2 separate regions of the Homo sapiens genome follow, and region 2 is linked to region 1. A link is a contact called in ENCODE Hi-C or POLR2A ChIA-PET data. All regions are on one chromosome and are shown on one strand. The core of a region is the stretch at or near the end of the contact, and the rest is flanking DNA. Distances in the headings are between cores, read along the strand shown. Region 1 overlaps ANKRD23 (ankyrin repeat domain 23). Region 2 holds the start of ANKRD36 (ankyrin repeat domain 36).

Region 1 (6,036 bases), core at 2,451-4,950:
GCTGATTCCTCAGTGCTCCCCAGCTCCTGAACTCCTGAGGTGGGGCCCGGTGGGAGGAAGCATGGGTGTTTGCTACGGAGGCTTTGCCCCAGGCACAGGTCCCAATAACTCATAACCTTCACAACTCCTTTAGGCAATTGCCTTAAGTGTTTGAGCTTAAATGTAGCTTCAAAAGGAGCCGAGAACTGAACCCAGGCATTTAGAATTTTACCCCGGGGGGACTTCTCTGTCCCTCTGAGCTTGGAGTCAGGTGGCAGTCAGTATGATCTGGTAGGAATCTTAACAACATGGGGGAAGCTAAGGTGTCATCTGCCCTGAGGCTACCTGGGCAAATGCCCAGCAGTATAAATAGGTTGTGGCCTCATGTCCCCCCAGCTGTGTTCCTGCTGACAGGAGCAGGGTAGGCGGGGATCCGTTGTCCCCCTGGGTGTCAGCTGATGACACAGTTGCGGAGCCTGCAGCACCCACAGGGTGAGGGAGCTTGCCAGCACTCTGGACTGCAGGAGCTTTGAGGCCGGCTCCCATCCCGGGCACCAGCCTTGTGACATCTGCCCTTATAAGACAGCTCCCTGCTACTCCACAGCTCTGTTTTCTAAGGGTTCCTCCAATTTTCCCAACTCAGTACTCATATCCTGTTCCTACAGGTAAGTGGAGAAAGAGTTGAAGGGAAAGTGTTGGGATTTGGACATGGAGTTCCTGACCCTGGAGCCTGGCCTAGTGACTGGAGGAGGGGCCCCCAAGAGGCTGTGGCCCGGGAGAAGCTGAAATTGGAAGAAGAGAAGAAGAAGAAAGTGAGAGAGGGGCGGGGGCCGGGGTTGGGGGCAGTGGCTAATCCCTGAGGCCGGCTGAGCAGTGAGGCCTGGAGGGACTCTGGTGGGGCAGCCTGAGCAGCTGGTGTCTCCTGTCGGCAGGGCAGAGAGATCTCTTGACCAGCGGCTGATGGCTGGCATGGTCTTGTCTTCTGCCCCAGCTTGAAAGATTTAACAGTACCAGATTTAATCTGGATAACCTGGCTGACTTGGAAAACTTGGTTCAAAGACGGAAAAAGCGACTGAGACACAGAGTCCCCCCCAGGAAACCTGAGCCCCTGGTTAAGGTGAGTGGGAGGTCGGGGTTAGGGCAGTGCACACACCAGGGCTCCAGTTCCAGAGGAAGGGCTTGGGGCAGAGTGGGCACTGCAGGCCAGGACCACACAGCCAGTGCCTGGGGAGCCCATTAAATCCACTCCAGAGCCCCCGCGGATGTGTCCGCCAGGGCTGCCATAACAAAGTCCCACAGCCTGGACAGCCTCAACAGCAGGCATGTGTCACCTCGCTGTCCTGGGGGCTGGAAGGCTAACAGGAAGGTGTTGGCGAGGCTGGTTCCCTCTGAGGGTGGTGAGGGAGAATCCCTTCATGCCTCTCCGGCTTCTGGTGGATGCTGGTGATCTTTGGCGTTCCTTGGCTTGTAGATGTATCACCCAACTATTGCCTTCATGTTTGCTGGGCGTTCTGCCTGTGTGCATGCCTGTGTCCATGTGTCTCCCCCAACTTTTTTTTTTTTTTTTTTTTTTTTTTTGAGACGGAGTCTCGCTCTGTTGCCCAGGCTGGAGAGCAGTGGCACGATCTCGGATTACTGCAAGCTCTGCCTCCCGGGTTCATGCCATTCTCCTGCCTCAGCCTCCCGAGTAGCTGGGACCACAGGCACCCGCCACCACGCCCGGCTAATTTTTTTTTGTATTTTTAGTAGAGATGGGGTTTCACCGTGTTAGCCAGGATGGTCTCAATCTCCTGTCCTTGTGGTCTGCCCGCCTCAGCCTCCCAAAGTGCTGGGATTACAGGCATGAGCCACCGCATCCGGCCCACGTGTCCCCTTTCATAAGGACATCAGTCACATTGGATTAGAGCCCACTTTAACACAAGTCATATTGGTGAGGGGCCCACCATACGCCGGTGTGACCTCATCTTAACTAATTACATCCTCAGTGACTCTGTTTCCAAATAAGGTCACATTCTGAGGTACCTGGGGTTAGTACTTCATACGAATCTTGGGGAGATACAAGTCAATCCATAACACACACGCTCACACACACACAGTCTATTCAATCTCCTGGCGTGGGATTAGAATAAGAAACTGCATTAGTACGAGCCAGCAGTGTTCCTTGGTGGGCTGCATGGGACCCGTGGGCCAGACTGGTGAAGCTGTGACATCTTGGGCACCTGCGGCCTTCGGGAGTGATTTGGTCTTGTCTTCAACTGAACCAGCCGCAGTCCCAGGCCCAGGTGGAGCCTGTGGGCCTGGAGATGTTCCTGAAGGCAGCTGCTGAGAACCAGGAGTACCTGATTGACAAGTACTTGACAGACGGAGGGGACCCCAATGCCCATGACAAGGTAGCACAGGTTGGGTGAGTCGGCTGGCAGCAGCTGCAGCTGCAGGAGCGCTGCCTTCAGTGTGTTCAAGTCCTGGCCTAGGAGGCTGCAGGGATTTTCACTCTTATGGGCATGAATCCAGTGGCACCTGCAGACGGAGGAGAGGGAGCGGCCCATCGCGTGGTGGGGGAAGTGGCAATTCCATTCAGGGACCTGGCCCTGGGAAGGGGACCGCGTGGGGTCTCTAGGGGTGGCTGCACTCCCTCTGCCTAATCTTCCATCTCTGCCCTCAGCTCCACCGCACCGCCTTGCACTGGGCCTGTCTGAAGGGTCACAGCCAGCTGGTGAACAAGCTGCTGGTGGCAGGTGCCACAGTGGACGCGCGAGACTTGGTGAGGATGGGGAAAGGCCCAGCCTCTGGTCGACGCCCAGCTTCACATCCCAGCAGCTGAGTGCTTGGGTGCTTTTGTTTTGCAGCTGGACAGGACACCTGTGTTCTGGGCCTGCCGCGGAGGACATCTGGTCATCCTCAAACAGCTGCTTAACCAGGGAGCCCGGGTCAATGCCCGGGACAAGGTGAGGGGCACGGTGCTTTGGGGGCCTGTCGGGAACACGGGAGCAGACGCTGTTCCTGGAGAAGAGAGCACGTAGTCCCATGGGTTAGGGAGGCCTCACCAATCCAGACCCAGCACTGACCCCCACTTGCTCTCAGATCGGGAGCACCCCCCTGCACGTGGCAGTGCGCACCCGGCACCCCGACTGCCTGGAGCACCTCATCGAGTGTGGCGCCCACCTGAACGCACAGGATAAGGTAAGGCAGGCGCTTGGTCTTTTCCGGCTCGGACAGCTCCAGAGGAGCAGGGACTGAGGAGCCCCAGCCAGGACCAGAGGTGCTGTCTGCTCGGTGACAGCAGCCCTGACCTTCCTGCATGAGGAGGGCAGCACGCGGAGGCAGAAGCTTGACTGCCTGCGTTCTCAGCAGGAAGGGGACACGGCTCTGCACGAGGCCGTGCGGCACGGCAGCTACAAAGCCATGAAGCTACTGCTGCTCTATGGGGCCGAGCTGGGGGTGCGGAACGCGGTGAGTGTGGGCGCAGCCCTGGCTCCTGACCCGAGGGCGGGTGGAGCGCCTGCAAGGGACTGACCCACACCGTTGCTCCCAGGCCTCCGTGACCCCGGTGCAGCTGGCTCGAGACTGGCAGCGCGGCATCCGGGAGGCCCTGCAGGCCCACGTGGCGCATCCCCGCACCCGGTGCTGACCGCAGCACCGCCCCCCGCCGCGCCTTTCGCACTGCCACCATTCCATCCTGTGCCCCGCCCCCGCGTCTGCACCTCTGTGGTTCCTGCCCTCAGCCCTGGTTCCTCCCTCTCTGGCCTGTGCCGCCTCAGCAGCCCTGGCAGAACTGAAGAGCGGCACCGGGCCCAGCAGGCAAAGAGAGAGGCCTCCCTGGCTTCGAGTGTCAGGGGAGCCGCGTTCCCTCCCAGGGCTGGAGCAGAGGACCACAAGGCAGCAGAAAGCGCGGGTCCAGATGAGGGCCAGGAAGGGGAGGAGAGTGAGGGCCAAGAACGAGCCTTAAGGGAGCAGTCCCAAGCTGGAGCCACCCAGGGCTGGGTCTGGGAGTCCTCAGTGTCCACTTGTCCCAGGTTAGGGGGCTTGCCTTGCTCTCTCCAGGGCCAGTCTGTGTGTGTGGGGACTCAGCCCGTGGCCGGCAGATGCCATCCAGGATGTACAAGGTGCAGCCAAGGCAGGCCATGCAGGGGCCGGGCCTGTCTGCAGCTGGTGGATGCCTGTGGGCATGGCTTTCTCTGGGGACCCCATTCCTGTCAGTAGCAACCCTGGCAGTGTCCGGAGCGGCTCTAGACAACTTTGGTCATAGGAACTCTGGAGGTGGGTTCTGGTCATCTGAGGTGGCTACTCAACAGGTTTGAGGCCCCACAGCAACAGAAGTCCAGGACCCACTAGGTTGCCTCAGAAGCCCTAAGACTGATGAGCTGGAGCGCGCATTTGAGAGAAGCCTCGCACCCACTGTGTACTGGCCCCGCTCAGGCCGGCCTGGCACACCGTTGCCTGCTGGCGGCTCTCATGGGGAAGCGCCTGGGCACTGGGGATTGCTTGTGGCCCACTCAACTCTTGGGGCAGTGGCCCGTAACCCTAGTTTGCCTGAGGCCCTTATGTCCCCTTATGTTCCTGGTACTGGAGCTTGAGCTCTTGCCTGGAACGCTGCAGCTGCACCCACCCTGCTTGATCCCACCTGGGAGGCCAGGACACTGAGGAGCTCTGAACCCAGCCCACAGGGAAGCAGAGGAAGGTGAGCCCCCGCCGCCCCCCAGCCCTTCCCATCCCTTCCCTGCTCCCTGGTGGTCTAAGGACCCAAGCTCCCTAGACTTCCTCTTCCACCGTCTGTACGTTTCAAATTACACTGGTGTAGGCCTGTACTGCTGGTGGGGCTGGGCCCCTAAACGCCAGAAAGTGAATCTTAAGAAGCTCTGCCCTAAACTGAGAACCACATGCTGAGGGAAGGGCTGAAAGGTGAAGGCTCAGCCTCCCTCACATGGGTCCTGGGTTACATTAGGTACCGGGCTGATTGATAGGCATTTGGCCATGGTTCCTTTTCGTCTACCTTTGGGGGCCTTCTCAGGCCCAGAACAAGGCTGTTGTTACTATGTGGAAAAGCTGACCAGTGCTGCACACTAGGGGCACACACCTTTCCATGAGCAGCTCCTGCCCTGTGGCGACAGCCAGCGTGCACCCAGACGCTGGTGCCATGGCGAAGCAGGCGTTCAAGACCATGGAGAAGACAACTCCTCATCTAGAAAATGAGGACACCTCAGTGACAAACACACCTTTTTATACCAATCAGTATCCTCTGTTCATTAAAACTGGCTATCCATTACAGCCTAGCCGTCTTTCCTGGGCCGAGAGGAGCCCATGCTTCAGTCACCAGGGACTGTCTGATAGGGCCCACGCCTGTTAGCCATGCCGGCCGACAGCAAGATAGGCCGAGTGCAGAGTGGGCGGGATGCGGGGTCCTGGCACTAGGCTTTTGTGCTTAAGGCACCTCTGCTCACTGACGACAAGGTCAAAGAGCAGTGGTTCTCCACCTCAGCTGCTTATCAGAATCACCAGGAAGGTTTAAAAAGTCCTGATGTCCAGACCCTAAGTCAGAAGCCCTGAGGGGAGGATCCAGGTATTCTCATGCAGAGGCCATGCTTGTCTATGTGGGAAATCCTAGGAATCTACAGAAAGCAGACAACTAGGGAGTCCAGCAAAATCTCGGGTGCAAGATAAACACACAAAAACCTGTTTCTACCTCCTAGAAATGAACATGTAGACACAAAAGTTAAAAATATGTACTGTTTACAATTGCTGAAAAAGGGAAATACTTCGGTTTAAATCTAACAAAATATGCAAGGACTTGTATGCTGAAAATTATAAAACGTGATGAAATCAAAGATTTAAATAGACATGCCATGTTCATGGATTGCTAGACAGAATACAGTAAAGATATCAATTCTCCTCAAATTAACATACAGGTTAAATGCAGTTCCTATCAAAATCCTAGAAGATGTTTTGTAGATGTAGACAAGGTTATTCTAAAATTCATATACAAATTTATAGCAAAAATATTTTGAAAAAGAATAGAGTGAGAGGAGGAATCAGTCCAGCTGATTTCAAGATCTACTATAT
Region 2 (6,504 bases), core at 2,589-5,088, 270 kb before region 1:
GCTCAGGCTGGGCAGGTAAACATGAAGTTGTTAAGGGTGGAAGAGTCCTGAGAGATGGTGGAATCTGTCTGCTACATAATAGGTATTCAGGTTATGCTTGATGAATAACTGGATTGAAAGAATGCATACATACAGTTGGGAAGTTTATTATGAAAAAAACTATAAATTAAAGCAGTGCTTTTGGAATAGTGATAATCACTTATATTTGCTCATTTTCATTTTCATGAGGACACTGATAAACTAAAATAATTAATTTAAAATTGTTTCCTTATATGTAATAAAACTATAATAAAAACCTATTTATGTACTAAAATCTATGCATAATAAAATAATCAAGCACAAATAAAAATATTCCCTCTGCCTCTGAAGAGGCTAAAAGTTCACAGAAGATACCAATAAACAAAAAAATAAAAATAAGGCCAGGCACAGTGGCTCACACCTGTAATCCCAGAACTTTGGGAGGCCGAGGCACGGGGATCACCTGAGGTCAGGAGTCTGAGACCAGCCTGGCCAACATGGTGAACCCCGTCTTTACTAAAATATACAAAAATTAGCTGGGCATGGAGGCGCACACCTGTAATCCCAGCTACTCAGGAGGCTGAGGTGGGAGAATCACTTGAACCTGAGAGGCAGATTGCAGTGAGCCGAGATCATGCCACTGCACTCCAGGCTGGGCAACAGGGTGAGACTCCATCTCAAAAATAAACAAACAAACAAAGACATAAATAATAAAATAAAATAGAAACTGAGAATTATTTTTTCTTTGCAAGATTTATATTTCTTCTTTTTCCAAGGATAATTTCATTAATAAAAAACATTTACTAGAAGTTTTAAACATACTGATCATTTATACATCACAGATAAGAGAAAATATCACAATACACCTGCCAGAAAAGAAGAAATGTTACATTTTGTACACATATTTGGCTTACAAACACCATAGATTGTTTGTGTGTATGTATAATCAAACCAACTTTTTTTCAGAGTACATCTTCACACCTCAACATACATCTGTATCTACTGACATCTGCAAAGGTCCCATATTGTCCCATCCTATGGATGCACTGAAATTTATTGATAAATTTATAAAATTTATAAAATCCATTATAAGGGGTTTTCCAAATACATTGCTATTTTAAGCAGTGCTGAGAAAAACAAATTGCATGTATCTCTATTTCCTAGAGATATTTTAGTATAATGGAATTGATGGGTGAAGGGCACATACATTTTTACAGTGTGATACTTACCAAAAAATTGTCTATTTGAAAAGTCATCAGAAATGTAAACTTTCAACAGCAGTATATGTACTGCTACCCTTTACCCTCACAAACTTGTGATAGAAAATAGTATTTCATTCCTTTTTTAACTTAAATACCTTCTCCTCCCAGGAACACTAAATATTTTTTCCCATGTGCATAGGTTGCTTGAACATCTGAAAAATAAATGCTTTGCTCTATTTTAAATGAGAGTTCTTGTTTATTTGAAGAATTCTCTGTAAAATGAAAATCACTTTTTTATCTAATATGTATATACACATATTGTCTTTTGTTAATTTTTTCTTATAAACTGGATTTTTTTTATTTTGCTAAATCGACCTTCAGAATGTGTGCTTGTGATATTTGTAGGAATATAAACATGCATCAATATAAGTAGGCATTTGTGTTTTTTTCTGTTATCTTTCTTATTTTGTGCATTTAAAATTTTTAATCTACATTCCATAACGAATTTATTTCTGTGACATAAAAATCTAGCCAGATTTCTCCAAATAGTTAGCAGGCACTTCATTTATGAGTAATTCATCTTTTCCTACTAATATGAAATGTCACCATTATCCAATTCTATTAGATTGGTGCAAAGGCAATTGCGGCTTTCGCCATTACTTGTAATTGCGGCAAAAACCGCAATTGCTTTTGCACCAACCTAATAAATTCTTACACATATTGGTGTGTTCCTGGATTTTCTAACCTGTTCCATTCACTGATTTGTTGTTTCAGCTGTTAGTAAATAACTTGTGGAAATTAACAGCACATTTTCATATCTAGAAAGGCAAGTCTTTTTTGACTCCATTTCAAAAGTTTTCTTGATGTCGTCACAATAGTAAAAGACAGCATGAGTAATTCAAAAATGTTAACACTTTGATAACTTTATTTGGATTATGTAAAATTTATAAACACAGAAAGAGCTCAGAACTTTAGAAAAATGTGTCTTTCTATTCAAGAACACAGACCATCTTCCCACTTCAAAGTTTCCCTCTAAGGTCCCTCAGTGAAAACCAAATTGACATAGGTGTCCATTGATATCAAATAAATATTGGATTTTTATCCAAAGAATTTTTAGCCAGGAAGTTGATATATTATGGAAATGATTTCTCTCATTATGCACCTTTCCATAATGTATGTAACATTATGCTTTAAAATGTGCACGTTAAAAATAAAACGCTGTACATGCTGAATTTTATTAGTGAAATCACTTTAAAATGATTTATAAAGAAGCAGCATGGTGAGTGATTGGAAACCAGCTGAAGTTTTGTTTTTGTTTTGCTGCTTGTGAAAATGACCTGGGTGCTCGCCCCCGCCAAGGTTTCCACATCCCAGGTGCGGCTGAGCCTGCCAGGAAAGAAAGTCCAGCCCCTTTGGTGACAGGACTCGCCCCCCTCACCTCTGCACCCCTTTCCCCCACCCCATTCACCCCCACCCCTCACCCCCACCTCCAGTCCTCTATCCCATTGAACCCTCACCCCATCTCCCCACCCCACACCGTCCACGCCCCTACCCCCCAAGCCTTCATTCCGTCCACCTCAGCCCATTCACGCCCCCACCCCATGCACCCCCTACTCCCCACTCCCATCCCCCAACTCACTCCACACCCCGCCACCCCATATACCGCCACTCCCCAGGCCCCGCTCCACTCACTCCCACCCCAGCCGGGCACCCCCTAGCCCCCGTCCAAACCCCGAGCCCCGGACCATCCGCCCCGCAGCCCTCAGCCTGGAAAGGGGTACTTCTCCACATCCACAGGCCTCCTCCCGCAGCCCCGGCTCCCGGCCCCCATTACCTTTCCTTCCTGTCTCTCTTATTGGCGTCATAATACGTGAGCAGAAGGTACTTCAGTTTCTCTAGATTACCATGTAAGACAGCTCTGTGGATCCTCTTCAGATGATACGGTTTAATGGGGTATTGGGGAAATGCGAAGCCATCCGAGCACAAGCGCTCCATGAGGGTGGGCCACCTCTCCCGCTTGCCGTCTTCCATAATCGTCGGCTGCAAATTGTAGCCTGCAGCCGTATTTCAGCTCGCCTTCGGGGATCGCCGCCTCCGAAGAGCAACAACGAGCAAAGCAGTCTGTCCACGGACCTCCGCACAGACTCTCAGCGCCTCCCGCCTCTCAGCAGAAACGCCCAACAGAAGGGTTAGAACCAGCGAGCACGCGCACCTTAGCCGGCCCTGCCCAACAGGCCCGAGGCAGAGAAACCGCCCTAGCAGCTCTCGCGCGCCCAGTGCAGGCGGCGGTTGCTGCGGAGGTGCCGCGGGAGGGCGGGGCTCCCTGGAGCGCGAGGCGCGCCCTGCCCCAGGGCCTGTTTAACTGTCGCCCGCGCGCTCTTCTCTTCCACAGGCTCCCGACGCTCGGAGTCCCCCGCGCTGGGCCCTCTGCAGCCCAGGGATGGGGTTGAGTGGTGCTTCTCCGCCTGGTGCCACCGCTGGGCCCACAGCCCCACTTCGCCACTGCGTCGCCCCCGGGGTCCGCGCTGATGGGTGCGAGGCGGGAGGACGGGATCCGGGGTTGCCACAGCTGCAGCCAGCGCACCACTTGTAGGCGGCACTGCAGCTCGGGCTCCGGCGGGGGCTGGCGGGGCTCCCGTGGGATGGCCTCCTGGGCCCTGAGTGCGCCCCCATCCGGCCGGAGGGTGCGCGCCTCCTGCACCCCCGGCGGAAGCCCATGCCCGGCGCTCCTGCCGCAGACTGCCTGACTTGCCGCGGCCAGGCTGGCCCCGGGGTCCGCGCGGCTGGAGGCGCAGGCCTGGTCGGGGATTCCCAATCCTCGGGGACCCCTGCTCCATGTGCTGGTGGCGGCTGCAGCTGCAGCGCCCGTGGGCTGACGTGGCTTCCCGGAGCTGCGGCCGGCCGCGCCCAAGGGCCCCACAGGCTGCGCTGCCCTTGCCAGCTGCTCCTGACCCGCGCCCAGAGCGCAGGACCTGACGCTTGGCACTCTGCAGCCACGGGGATGAGGCTGAGCGCCTGTTTTCGGCCTCGTGGCGCCGCTGGGGCCACAGCCTGACTTCACCACCCTGTCGCCCGAGTCCTGTGATGGGCAGGTGTGAGGAGGGGCAATCGGGGTTCCCAAGGCTGCTGCCTGCATGCCACTCCGTGAGGAAGTTGAAATACGTGATCTCTAAGATTCCTCCCAGTTCTTCACCTCATGAGACAAATATAAATCAAGTAACATTCGCTATTGTGATTAGAAAAGCTGCATTTACACACGTTAGCCACTAGATGGGGACGTGCGATTGTTACAATGCTGAAGGTTTCCCGTATTTCTTTATTTTTTATTTGGCCGCTAGAGGGCACGCCTGCACTGCACTTAAAGCTGACTATTAAGGAAAGACAAAGGAATTCTTGGATTTTTCCATTTTCCTCATCACCTGTGCTTATCAGAGAATTCCAGGGGCAAGCTACCCTTTCCAATTCATCACTAATTTATAAACAAAATTCTAAGGAGTAAGGAATGCTTCTTACTTACTTCCTATAACATATTTAAGAATGAACGCTCAAAATAAAAGTAATTTATTTAAAACGTGTTGAGTAATTATAACTGCAAAATTTTTGCTCATGTTTTTCATATGCTGTTCATTTGCAAATTATTAGAAATCTACATATTCTGTTCATCTCAGCATTATTTATAACAGGGAAAAATTAGACACTAGCCAAAAATCTAAAAACAGGGAACAGTAAGGAAAAAACAAATGGTTCTTTTAATCATCATCACTAAAAGTGCTTGTGACTTAAAATAATGACATAAAAGATGCTTCTACGTTGTTGAGTAAAACATCAAGATAAATTTAAAATTCTATTTCAAGCTTAACTATATTCATTTAAAAAGAGAAAAATTTTAGAGGGTTTATCTTGTTGGATTATCAGATGTTATTTTTCTCTTTTTAATGCCATATACTTTTCAAATTTTCAGTGGGCTGGTATTACTTTTGTATTTAAAAAAGAAAAATATAAGGAAAAAGAAACCTGTCACACACTTTTTAGTGGATTTTACTGATCAGTCATCTCTGTATTTCTGGCATCAGCAAACTGAGCCAGAAACTCAGTGCCTCCCATTTCTTTCTTTTTTTTTTTTTTTTTAGACGGAGTCTTGCTCTGTCGCCCAGGCTAGAGTTCAGTGGCTCAAACTTGGCTCGCTGCAACCTCTGCCTCCCAGGTTCAAGTGATTCTTCTGCCTCAGCCTCCCAATTAGCTGGGATGACAGGTGCCCACCACCGCACCCGGCTAATTTTTCTATTTTAGTAGAAACAGGGTTTCACCATCTTGACCAGGCTGGTCTCGACTCCTGACCTTGTGATCCACTGGCCTCGGCCTCCCAAAGTGCTGGGATTAACAGACCTGAGCCACCGCGCCAGGCCAAGTGCCTCCCATTTCTTGTATTTACCTTTAAAACTCCTGCAATGAAGGACTCCCTCCTCCCTCATCTAACCTATTATGTGTGTGGTGAGTTCTGACTATGATATCATTCCTGATGTGAAACCGAAGTCTCTCTCTTCTAAGTCCATCCATTGGTTCAGTTCTGTCTTCTGACAGAGTCCACGCCAGACTTCACATTTCTCCCAATCGTCTTTGTCCTACAAGGGCTTTCTATTCTTCAAGCTAAAGAGATACCAGTGATTCCATTCGTTCATTCAGTTAACGTTTAGGGGCCACATCTTGTGCTATGTCCTGAGATTTGCCAATGAGCAGAGCTCAGAGTATTGAAAAGACAAACACATACACCAGGCATTTTACTATGCTGTGTTGTGTGCATGACAGGAGCACACAGGGCATCCAGGCACCAGTGAGAAGGGCCATTCACCAGACTTGAGAGGTCAGCAAGGGTGCTCTGAGGAAACACCTTCTAAACTGAGAGCTGGAAAGAGTGAGACAGGAAAGCAGTAAGAGGTAGCGTTCTGAGGAGGAAATCTCCGAGGTGGGACAGGGATGCGTGTGGAGAGAATGCCCTTCCCATCCCCACTCTTCATGAAGTCTCTACTCTGTCAGGGTCTCTCTGCCCTGTGAGCTGCTTGAGGACAAAGACTGTTTTATAAAAATTTTTATTTCCTCCCTCTGTCTTCCTTAAACACCTAGCCCAGTGCCTGGAACATAAGAAGCCATAATGAATTTTTGTTAGATGAGTGAAGAGTGCTGAGTAGAGCAGAAATGTCACATGCCTCAGTTTAAATATGGGTCATCAGTTTTCTTTCTTTTTTAACATAGAAGTCAAGACTTGATGATCTCTTACAGCTTCGAG

What was found. Hi-C counts contacts between places; a loop is a spot of excess contacts on that map. ChIA-PET counts read pairs that join two places held with the same protein, here RNA polymerase II (POLR2A). Pooled maps may share reads with other maps.
Region 2: a loop to region 1 is called in a map of heart left ventricle, with 9 times the contacts of the local background. The contact joins the promoter of ANKRD36 here to the enhancer-like site in region 1. A Hi-C loop is called at or near these places in 2 of 168 maps with a recorded cell type or tissue (gastrocnemius medialis and heart left ventricle) and 6 of 50 pooled maps. POLR2A ChIA-PET finds 5 or more read pairs at or near these places in 3 of 52 experiments (CD8-positive, alpha-beta memory T cell, Panc1 and activated naive CD4-positive, alpha-beta T cell).

The regions. Positions count from the first base shown.
Region 1 is chr2:96,837,120-96,843,155 of GRCh38, reverse strand. ANKRD23 (ankyrin repeat domain 23) reads left to right here. Exons shown (of 9, transcript NM_144994.8): 2 at 645-791; 3 at 971-1,096; 4 at 2,244-2,369; 5 at 2,642-2,740; 6 at 2,826-2,924; 7 at 3,061-3,159; 8 at 3,331-3,429; 9 at 3,512-5,244. The coding sequence ends at 3,607. It also overlaps a transcript of CNNM3 not described here. Among named protein-coding and RNA genes, the nearest start is that of ANKRD23, 3.9 kb to the left of the region's middle. RefSeq lists enhancers at 1,083-1,688, 4,720-5,274, 5,275-5,831 and silencers at 3,281-3,380, 3,521-3,580. Within about 2 kb of position 3,700, at least 4 of the 41 ENCODE cell types and tissues checked have a DNase peak (open chromatin) inside an H3K27ac peak, as active enhancers do.
Region 2 is chr2:97,110,487-97,116,990 of GRCh38, reverse strand. ANKRD36 (ankyrin repeat domain 36) reads right to left here and starts at 3,838. Exons shown (of 76, transcript NM_001354587.1): 1 at 3,055-3,838. The coding sequence starts at 3,251. RefSeq lists enhancers at 3,099-3,328, 4,289-4,388 and silencers at 3,449-3,578, 3,659-4,038.